Regions from separate parts of the Homo sapiens genome. Here region 2 is linked to region 1. Evidence: chromatin loops called from intact Hi-C (ENCODE). Cell type or tissue: ascending aorta. All regions are shown on one strand. Links, peaks and the distances in the headings refer to the core of each region. The heading gives the core; the rest is flanking DNA. Region 1 overlaps LOC105370854 (a long non-coding RNA gene). Region 2 has its middle 73 kb from the start of MIR190A.

Region 1 (5,375 bases), core at 176-5,175:
AAGTGGTGTCTGCAGGAGTTCAGATCCTCTGCACACGCAGCTCAATCAGGCTGACCCATCAACTACGACCTTAACTTAGAAGTGCCCCAGCCCCTGCTGTGTGTAGGACTCTGGGGACCCGAGCCTAATTCCTGGAGGAGGTCACAGTCCAGGGAGGGCAAACATTGACCCAAGGGTGTGGGAGTAAAGGGCAGAGCCCTGAAGCTGGGAAGGATTTCCAAGAGGAGGACATTTGGCCCGACTCCTAATAAATAGGAGTTCCCCAGCAGAGAAGGGATGGGGGTGGCACTCCAGGCTGCAGGAACCGCACTTAGGTAGGCCTGGGTTTCTGAAGAGGCAGTTGCTTAAGGAGGTGAACAATTCCCTGAGGCCGGCAAGGAGGCAGCCAGGAGCACACCGTGAGGGGCCTTGTGTCAGGGAGGGCACTTCAGGTCCAGTCATAAGATGAATCACTCTGCAGGAGATCAGGAGAGAGATTCTGTGCAGGGAAAATGCATGATGGAAACAGGAGATGCACTAACAAAGGTCAGCAACTGGAGAATGAATTCGGTTCCAAGGTAAAAAAAATTCAAAGCAGGGTGAGCTGGGCCACAGAGCTGCCCAGTGGGAGATGCTGTAGTGGGAGGGGCTGCTGCCAGAGGTAGGATGGGGGAGCCGCGTTCCATCTCTAAGTTAGCTAACACCTACCCTACACCTACCACGTGCCAGACACGCACCATTATCACCTTTATTTAATCCTCACAACTATACCCTGTACAACGCATGGGTGCTCTTATCTCCATTTTATAGCCAGCAAGGCTGAGGCACAGAGAGGTTAGGTAACTTGCCCAAGGCCACACAGCTAGCAGAACGGGGATCTCCCAACCACTATGTTAAGATCACCCAGCTAGTGAGTGGCAAAGCAAGGATTGAAATTCCAATTTGTTTCCAAAGCTTTTTTTTTTTTTTTAAATCAAGAGCATAGGGAGAACCTCAGTCAGACCTGGCTAGTGGGATAGATATTAAGCAGGCAGACACAGGGAGAGGGAGCTGGGGGCAGACGGAACTGTGTGCATATGGCAGAACCTGGGATGTGCTGGGGGCTCCTGGGCGAGTAGGGAAAGAGACCATAGGGGCTGGTGGGGGCTGCAGGAGAGGCCAAGTCTGCACATGTCTGGTGAGGGGAAGAAGAAGACATTCTGAGACCACTGAGTGAGCCCGTGCTACCGAGCTTGTTCTGTATCATGCAGTCACAGAGAGCCTTGCTTTACTTTATTCCCACTGAGTGTCTCCAAAACCCTGTTTTCAGACCACAGCTCTATCCTGGGTTTAAAACCACAGCGTTCACAGGTAGTTCTGTGGTTCCGAGATACTCCACCAGGCATTTTTATCTGAACACCTTCCACCCCAAGCAGAGCACAATTGCAGGAGTTCTGCTGCCTGAACTCCCCAAGGGGAGAAGCCCCAGCCCAGACCCTCTATGGCCAGGCTGACCTGGGGGTGGTGGGCGGAAAACCCTGCCTGTGTGGGCTGGCACCTAGGAGGGGCAGTAACAGCCTGAGCTCTTGCGGCCATATTCAGAGCCTCCTGCCTGTTTGGGCCTCTCTCAGGATAATCTGCAGCTTATTTTCAGAAAGAGAAGTTTAATTCCCTTAAGCTCACAACTAAATGTTGGAGAAATGCTTTCTGGACTCATCAGAAGGCTGACCATGTTCCACATGGGGTCCAAGACTTGGGGTAGCCCAGGGTGAGAAGGGGCCCAGAGGGAGGCCCTCAGTCCCATGCGCCCAGCACCCTGGTGTTGCAGAGGCATTTGGAAAAGCAGGAAGGGAGAGGTGCTTAGAGGCTCCGGGGCAGAGATGGGCTGGTGTCCTCTCAGCTCCCTGACTCTATGGGCATGAGAGGAGATGGAAGGAGAAGGCAAGGCACGGTTCTTCCCTCCAGAGATCTCAGACCACCCTGGAGAAGCCCGTCTCCTGCAAGGAGAAATGAGAGCAATGCCAAGTTATCCAGTGTGGTGGGAGGCCAGCAGGACTCCAGCCTCAGGGCGGGTCCTTGGGAGGGTAGGACTGAGGAGGAGGTGGGCTGGAGTAGATTCTCAAAGGATGGGAAGTAGCCTGGGCTACTGAACAGAGCAGAGAGAACATTTAGGGTGTTAGGCATGCAGGCAGGAAGGAGGGATACGGGGAGAGGACCATGCAAGGCCTAAACCTGGAGGGACAGGTAGGGACAAAGGCTGTCTGGCAGGGCCTGCACTCCTTGGAATCAGGGCTCCGTTCCAAAGGAATAAGGGGCCAGGGAAGCAGGGGAAGACATGACAAACCTTTCAGGCTGGCTGCCACTCTGCCTCAGTGCTACATTCTCCAATGTCTGCAAGCTCATCATCAGCTCACCTGATGGATCGGGGCATTTTGCTTGGCTACCAGCAAGCCACATAACAGTCCTGTTCCCTGGTTTGCATCCTAGAGGCACCTATGTTTGCTGATTCGATGGATCCTGACAGAGCAGTTTGCCAATCACGGAGCTTCCTGGGTTGCGTGGAGGAAAGCCCTCTGCACCCAAGTTTGCAGTCCTTGCTGTTCTGCATCCCAGGTGGTTCTGACCACAGGGGGCAGTGTGGTTCCATAGGACACCGATAGATCGGGTAGCCCTGTTTCCTGGAGAGAAAAAGGAGGTGTTTCATGGGTAAATAAGTATCAGAAATCAGGCTATGAAAGGTAAATAGGTTAATAATTTAATAAGTCTCTATGAGACTTCTTGGAGCCTTTAAGATACTCATATGCACTGGATATCTCCAAAAGGAGCCTATAATATATGGGGTTGCCCCAATTTGGAGGCCCTTGGAGCAGTTTTTAATTTCAGTATATTTTGAGGGACAGATATTCCAAAGATCACACCTTGGGAAACACTGCTCCCAAATCCTATTGCAATTACTGTCTCTCCTCCCCTCTTAGCATGTCACATATCCCGTCTAGTGTTACTAGGTAGTATTTCGCCTGTGCAGCAGCCTCATCTAGGTCGGAGGCAGGGATCTCATGCAGCCTCCCTAGCACCCAAAACCAAGCCTTGGACATGTGAGATATTTAATAAAGATTGATTGCCTGGGAGAAAACTTCAGACCATGCAGTTTGTAACTCGTGTTTATGACCTGCTTGGTGTCAGCTGCTTTGAACTCTGGCTGATTTGAGCTTGAACAAACTAAAAAAGCCTGTTCCCAAACACCTACCACCCACCACAGCTGTCTTCTTCCTCCTCCCCACCTCCCCGTGGCCTTGCCATGCCACAGGGCAACATTATTGCCTAAGACTAAAATAGTTTCTCTGAAAATCGCTTTCCTAGGGTTTCCTTCCTGAAACAGCTGCAAGGAAACACAACTTGATCCTAAATATCCTGCCACCTCCTGGTAACTCTCCCCATTGTCCAGCAAAATCCAGAAGACAGGCTCCAGCTCAAAAGGAGTCGTTTGTTTGTTGAGACAGAGTCTTGCTCTGTTGCCCAGGCTGGAGTGCAATGGCGCGATCCTGCCTCACTGCAACCTCTGCCTCCCAGGTTCAAGCAATTCTCCTGCCTCAGCTTCCAGAGTTGCTGGGATTACAGGCACCCGCCACCACAGCCAGTTAATTTTTGTATTTTAGTAGAGACGGGGTGTTGTCATGTTGCCCAGGCTGGTCTCAAACTCTTGACCTCAAGCGATCCACCCACCTCAGCCTCCCAAAGTGCTGGGATTACAGGTGTGAGCCATCATGCCCCGCCAAAGGGAGTTGTTACTGAAATATTGAGAGGACCTTGGACGGTGTGAGCCAATCCCTACACAACGGTGCCCCTGGTCTGAATGCCAGTGGGATGTGAGGACCATCTGAAAAAGAAGGGAAAGGTAGAGGGGAAAGGGTACTTTAAGAAGCAGAGTTTCCTCCTGCAGCTGCATGCTCCAAAAGGGCACTTGAAATTCAACTCCCTAATCCTTCCTTCCCTTTTCTTGCCTCATGTAGTACAATGAAGTGAAAAGAACCTACAAGGGCTTTGAACGTCAGAGAGACATGGCTCTGAGCAAGTCTTAGCTTTCACGCCTGTTGATAGACAGTGTACTTGACTTCCCAGCATCTACTCCCCTCTGCCTATGGAGTCCAGCAATATTTGGGGGGAGTTGGCCTCAAGTCAAGGATAATACCATTCCCCCTGCTAGTGACTGGTTCTGGAATGGACATATAACCTGATTCTGGCCAAGGAGATAAGAGAAAATATCTGCTGGAGATAAGAGGAAACACATTCTTGACAGTTTACTGAGTGGATAATATGTATTTCTCTTTCCTACTCCCAGATTCCAAATTCCCTGCTTTTTTGGCCCACCTCACCACAAAAGCTCCATAGTTTATTCATCTAAGTTTGCATGGATGCTTCTTTGGGGGAACTGCAGGAGTTCATGGAAGAGTTTCAGAAAGGAATGAGAATGCCTCAGGAGTTGTTCTGTGATGGAAATTGGCCTGTTGTTCTGTTAATGCTGCTAGAAACTTACAGCGCTTAATAAAAATCTATTCTTTTAGTAAAAAAAAAAAAAAATTATTCCCTTTTCTTTCATAGCTACATGAAAGCAATCTTGAAAATGTGACCAATGAAAACGGTGTTATCCTTGACTTGAGGCCAAGTCCCCAAAATATTGCTGCACTCCACAAGGCAGAGGGGAGTCGATGTTGGGAAGTCAAGCACAATGTCTATCATATATCCCCAACAGGCTCTCTCTTCCCTATCAGTAGTGAATGAAAAAGCCACTTTCTGACCACAATCAGCACCAGCCTCATCGTGGAGCCTCCCGCAAGGATGGTGGAATGAAGGCAATCGAAGAATCTGTATCTTTGGTGGCAGTGTCGATCGGTTTGTCTAACCTAATTCTTCCAGGCTTCCCAATCACTAACCAGATACACTTCTGCCACATTTAAGCCAGACAGAGTTGGGCTTGCAGCCAAGGTGCCCTAACTAATGCCAGGTAGCAGTCGCATGGGAAAAGGCCAACAAGCATTTGACCACATACTAGGCATGCAGCGAAATTTTGTTCCGTTTTCCTTCACACCTACATGAAAGCAATCTTGAAAATGTGACCAATGAAAACCCCACTGCGTCCACTTTCAAGAGTTAACTGAGCACTCGTGCCCCTAACGTGGTGCCAGACTCACAGTAGGTCTTCAACAAATGTTTACTTTTTGATGCATCTCTAGAGTGTGATGTTGGTAACACCCGGATTCCAGTATATGGCTTACTTGATGGGTATGGAAAAGGATAGCAGACTTATTACAGACAGCAGCCATCCCAGTCCTGTTTCTAGACTCTGGGATGAGCGGTCGGGGCACAGGTCTCCCCACCCCTAGTCTCCATCCCTGCGCTCTGAGAAGCTAGAGAAGTCT
Region 2 (5,375 bases), core at 213-5,212, 49 kb after region 1:
TACAATTCAACATGAGATTTGGATGGGGACAAACCATATCAGGCCTTAAATTTTATGTGGTCTGATATAAATATTGTTAGTTATGTATATTAATTACATAGGGCCGCCATAACAAATTACCATAAACTGGGTGGCTTAAACCCATAGAAATTTATTTCCTCACAGTTCCAGATGCTGGAAGTCTGAAATCAAAGTGGAATCAAAGCCTGAAATTGGCAGGACCATGCTCCCTCCAAATATTCTAGGAGAGGAGCCTTTCTTGTCTCTTCTAGCTCTTAGTAGCCCTAGGCAGTCCTCCGTTTGTGGCAGCATAACACCAGTGTCTGCCTCCCCCATCACATGGCTGGCTTCTGTGCATCTGTGTCTCTCATCTCCTTATAAGGACACCAGCTGGGCATGTGGCTCATGCCTGTAAACCCAGCACTTTGGGATCCCAAGGCAGGTGGATCATGAGGTCAGGAATTCGAGACCAGCCGGGCCAACATGGTGAAATGCCGTCTCTACTAAAGATACAAAAAATCAGCTGGGCGTGGTGGAGTATGCCTGTAATCCCAGCTACTCAGGAGGCTGAGGTAGGAGAATCGCTTGAACCCGGGAGGCGGAGGTTGCAGTGAGCTGAGATGGCGCCATTGCACTCCAGCCTGGGTGACAGGGTAAGATTACATCTCAAAAAAAAAAAAAGGACACCAGTCATATTGGCTTAAGGGCCCACCCTATTCCAATATGACCTCATCTTAATTTTATTACATCTGCAATGACTCTTTTCAAATAAGGTCACATTGTGAGATACTGAGGGTTGAGACTTCAACGTATCTTTTGGAGCATGCAGTTTCACCCATAACAATATATATTTCATGTTTTGGTTAGCATTGAACTGGTATATCTTTTTCTAACTTTTTATTTCCAATTGTTATGGTTTTGCTTTAGGTGTATCTCTTATAAACTTTGTTCATTTGTTTTATCTAATCTGAGAATGTTTCATTTGAGAGGTAATCTGTTTACATTTATTATAATGACGTATAGTTTAACTGATTCCTGCCATATTTTGTTTTCTATTTCCCACCCTTTTGTTTTGCTTTGGTTTTTCTCCTTTCCAGCTGTCTTAGTCCCCCCAACACACACACACACACACACACACACACAAAGCAGACTCTGAAATAATGGCTTGTCTGCAGCTTGTTTATTTTAGGAAATGATTCAACGAATAGGAGTGGGGCGGGGGCTGGGAAGAATGAAAAAGGGATGAAGACAAAGCTGATCATCACCATAGGCAAATAGGGTCAATCCTATTAGGGACCCTAGAGGAGGGACATGGATGCATCTTGGTCTTGTCTTCAGAGACACTAATATTGCTTTTCAAATGTGGCTGTGTCATTTTACCTTACATTTCTCTATCACATATAGAGCAGAGAGTATTTGGAGCAGAGGGCGTACATTGCAGCATGAATTTACACCACTATCCTGGCATGTCTGCATGGCTGCCATTTAACTTCTCCATCATCCTATGAGGCACTTTATCATCCCTATTTTAGAAAGGAAGAAATTGAGGCTCAGAGAGGTAAAGTAAATTGCCTGAAGTCACACAGATAAAAAGTGACAGAGCCAGAACTCAAACTCTGTTTTATCTGATTCCACAGCCATTCCTTCCAACCTTAAGCTCTACCGCCTGTGTGGTGCTGGGTGTGAGTCGGAGCTAGCCTGGGTTTACCTGAGTTGCAGGGTCACCCCTCATCGCACCCTTGTCAGTCCTCAAATAGGGGTGCAACTGTTCCATGAAAGGGAACAAAGAGACTGAGCTACTAGACACCAAGCTGTTTAGGACTGAACCCATTCCTGTCCAAACGGAAGTGATCCAGAGGGACTCTGAATATTACAGAAGTCAAGAGATTTCATCATCTTTATTCAAAGAAAGGGGTTTGTTTGTTGATTTTTTGGATTTTTTTTTTGGACCACAGCTCTATCTACTCCCTGAAGAGTAAGGATTATTAAGTAAATCAGGTAATTATTGACTAAGAAGTGACTGGCCACTGCAATTGATAAATTAACCATGTCTGTTTTTCTTATGTAGCTCACTGGAAAAGAATGTGGGGGATTTCCTCTTCTTCTTCTCCAGAGGCCTTCCTGTCTTGAAGGCTAGGCTTCTCTTGCTCTGGGGGAAAGTTAAAGGCCTTTCTTTGATTTTCTAAGGGTCTGTAGACCTAACACTTACTGTTAGAGATTGCGAGGGCTGGGGAGGGGGCCAAGGGCTAGAGGTCATTCAAGGACTGGCAGGACCCTTGGGTGCCCAGCCTCTTACCCAGGACCCTGAGGTGCCAAGGCCTCTGGGGAGTGGCTGGGTGGGCAGTGTGCTTCTGGGGACTGGACACTTGCACTGTGGCCTTGAATTTGGAGGATGCCGTGAGCAGCAGCCTTTTACTGGTTTACCTGGGCATGGACAATGAGCCACTGGGCAGTGATCGTCACAGACCTGATGCCCTTCCCCCAAGTTTCAAGGATCCTGAGGCCTCAGAGTTCTGCATAGGAGGAGAGGAGGGGCCTTGAAAAGAGGCTGGGATTGAATTTTTCTGAGGTCCTAGTAGGTGTGGGGTCTAAGGACGATTTGATTTAGAAATTCATGAAATGTGTCATTTCTTGCCCCAAGCTTTGTGGAACAAGTAATACCAGTTACACTAGTGATGACCAAATCCTGCTGTAAATTGTTCTAACATATTGTATAAAACAGGCCTTACCACTTTTGTAATCCCTTGCAAATGGCTGATCGATAACCAACACAATATAATATTCCAAGCCCTTCTTTTGGTAGAAAAAATTTCCTCTAGCCTGGTAATTTAAATTCCAAATTACCTCCAGATGATGCTATTTAAATGCCCTGTGATTAAATCTGCACAAAGTGGAGTTTCTGTGGGAAACTTCGCTGCCTCCTAGGGCATCCTGCGGTGTTTTTTTAAAGGCCGGGGATCTAGAAAGGCTACTCAGGGCCTCGGAATCTTTGTCTACATGACTCAGCCTTGGGGCCCCGGGCCCTGGACACTTGCCCAGAGCTGAACATTCAGCTGGACGCGCCACAGAAGGAGCATGCGGGGAGCCAGGAAATATCTCCGGAATCTCACAATGCTTTCTCACCTACCCTTATTAGACCAAAGAGGCAGAGCCGCAGGGGTGGGGGCCGCGGGGCAGAGGGCAGCGCCTGCCGGGTGGGAGGGAACCTGTGTGTGCGCGCACACACTGTTCACGTCATAGTGTCTCCGTGTGTGTCTGCGTCTATGTATGTGTCTCTATGTGTCTGGGTATTTCTGTGTGTCTGTGTGTGCATCTCTGCATGTCTTTGCATATCTGTACATGTTTCTGTGTGCGTGGGTCTGTGTCTATGTGTGTATACATCTGTTCATATTTCTGTGTGTGTCTGTCTCTATGTGGCTGTGTCTCTGCATATCTTTGCATATCTGTACATGTTTTGGGGTGGGGGTCTGTATCTCTATGTGTCTGTGTGCCTACGTGTGTGTCTCTAAGTCTGTGTGGGTCGCTGTGTCTGTCTGTGGCTGGGAGCGGGGTCAGGAGTGCTTTTGGAGTCCCTGGTTTTCTAAGAATAGGAGGTTCACAGCAGGAGGGGGCTAACTCTTCAGTCCAGACCCCCCTCTGAGACCTGCAGACCACCTGCAGCCCCACCCAGTGTGGCCCCTGCCCCGCGTGTCTGTGGTCTGAGTGGCAGTCAGGAAAGAAAGCGAGGGCTGGGCGTGAACTTTGGTTAGGTTGAGATGCATGGGGAAGAAAGCAGAAGGGAGGGTGTGTGTGGGGAGCAGACCTGCACCCTCCCGAACAGCTGGGGAGGCCAAGGGGGGGGTAAGGCCCAAACCTCACTCCAAAGCTCCCAACATACAATCCAGCAGTTCCCAGTGGAAAACTTGCTGGGGTTTGCAAAGTACCCTCCTCCCCAAAACTGCATCTTTGAGCATGCACCCAGGCAAAGGCTCACACTTCTCTCTCTTCCCAACGCTGCTTTGGGAAACCCTCCTGCACCAGAGAATGTGGGACAGGGACACCCTTACTTTCGAATGCCAACTTTGGTTGGGCACTCCTCTGGACGCTTTCCATTGATCTCACTTAATGCACTTAACAGTGACCTAGGCTTTGTTATTCCTCTTTTACAAATAAGGAAACTGAGGTACAGGGAGGGGAAGCGGGTTGCTTAAGATAACAAGCTGATGAGTGTCAGAGCTGAGGCAGAACCCAGGTGTGCTGAATTCCGGAGTCATTTTCTTACCTGACAGCCCTCTACCTCTGGATGGCCCTCTCTTTACATTTAGAAGTGTGTGTGTGTGCGCGACACACACACACACACACACACACACACACACACCTTAGAGCCCTTTTATAAGACACTAGAGCCTAGACAGCAAGGGTGTCCACGTCATGGTAGTCTCCATTTACCATGTACATACAAAACCACAACAGAACTGTAGGTCTAGTGAAAGCCATTCTTTTACACCCTCCTCCTCTTTCCACAGATGGAAAAAGAATCGCAAATAAGCATAATGTGAAGAGCATGAGCTTTGGAATAAGCAAGCCTGGAATTACAATTTTCTTTTATTAGCTCTGTGGCTGTAATACTCAACTTTTGCAAGCTTCAGTTTCCTCGTCTGTGAAATGGAATAATAGCACTTACCTCATTGGCTGTTGTATGGATTAAATGAGACCATGACTATGGATGTATGGCATTTGGTACCCAATAACCCCTCAATAATCGGCAGCTATAATTATTCATAATAATAATGGTGGTAGCAACAAACCCAGCCCAAACATCTGAAGGACCGATCACTAAAAAGAAGATGAACTCAGTCCTACGTAGTAACAAGAATGTGACATCTATGTTGTTGCCAAAAGTCTGGAGGAGTTGCCAGGACCAGAGAGAAGGAGGTGGTGAGGCCGGCCTGGAAGAGGGAGGGGACAGATGTCAAGGACCCCAATCTTGAGGTGGAAAGTTCTGTGATTAACCCAGATGAATGTCTCTAACCTCCAACTCTTCTGTTCTCAGAGTTTTAATGGGGCACACCGTGTGCTGGGCATTGACATAGATGGGAAAAGCATGACCTAAAATAAGGGCTGGAAGCCAAGACTGGGAGGAAGGGCAAAGGGAGCAGGCAGCCTGGCACCAGGTACCAGTGAGGTGTCTGCTCTTTGTCCCCATCACCTGTCAGCTAAGGAATTCTGCATGTCATCAGTGCAATAAAATGTGATCGCCAGAGTGAAAACCTTGTAATAGACCAGCTGTGGCTTCTCTCAACACCAGTATGTCCAAGGAGGATGCATTTTTATTGCTTTTGTGGTCTTAACAAAAAAGATTCATGAGCATTGTATAAAAGGCATATTAAAACAAT

What was found. Peaks named below come from ENCODE experiments on the same cell type or tissue, not always from the same donor. Only the 100,000 strongest peaks of a DNase experiment are listed, where the experiment ranks them.
Region 2: it touches region 1 in a loop (1.9-fold over the local background); 20 of 110 quality-filtered maps call a loop at or near these places.

Annotation. Positions count from the first base shown.
Region 1 is chr15:62,845,503-62,850,877 of GRCh38, forward strand. LOC105370854 (a long non-coding RNA gene) reads right to left here. Exons shown (of 7, transcript XR_007064671.1): 2 at 2,373-2,636. Among named protein-coding and RNA genes, the nearest start is that of MIR190A, 24 kb to the left of the region's middle. RefSeq lists enhancers at 1-384, 1,066-1,567, 1,568-2,067. In ascending aorta, for the core only: CTCF peaks have their summits at 2,606 and 3,364 (motif pointing left); a DNase peak (open chromatin) is centred at 2,559.
Region 2 is chr15:62,894,146-62,899,520 of GRCh38, forward strand. No RefSeq gene overlaps it. Among named protein-coding and RNA genes, the nearest start is that of MIR190A, 73 kb to the left of the region's middle. RefSeq lists an enhancer at 3,450-4,215. In ascending aorta, for the core only: no CTCF peak of the experiment used is centred there; DNase peaks (open chromatin) are centred at 2,372, 3,036 and 3,555; H3K4me3 peaks cover 426 bases; H3K27ac peaks cover 3,896 bases.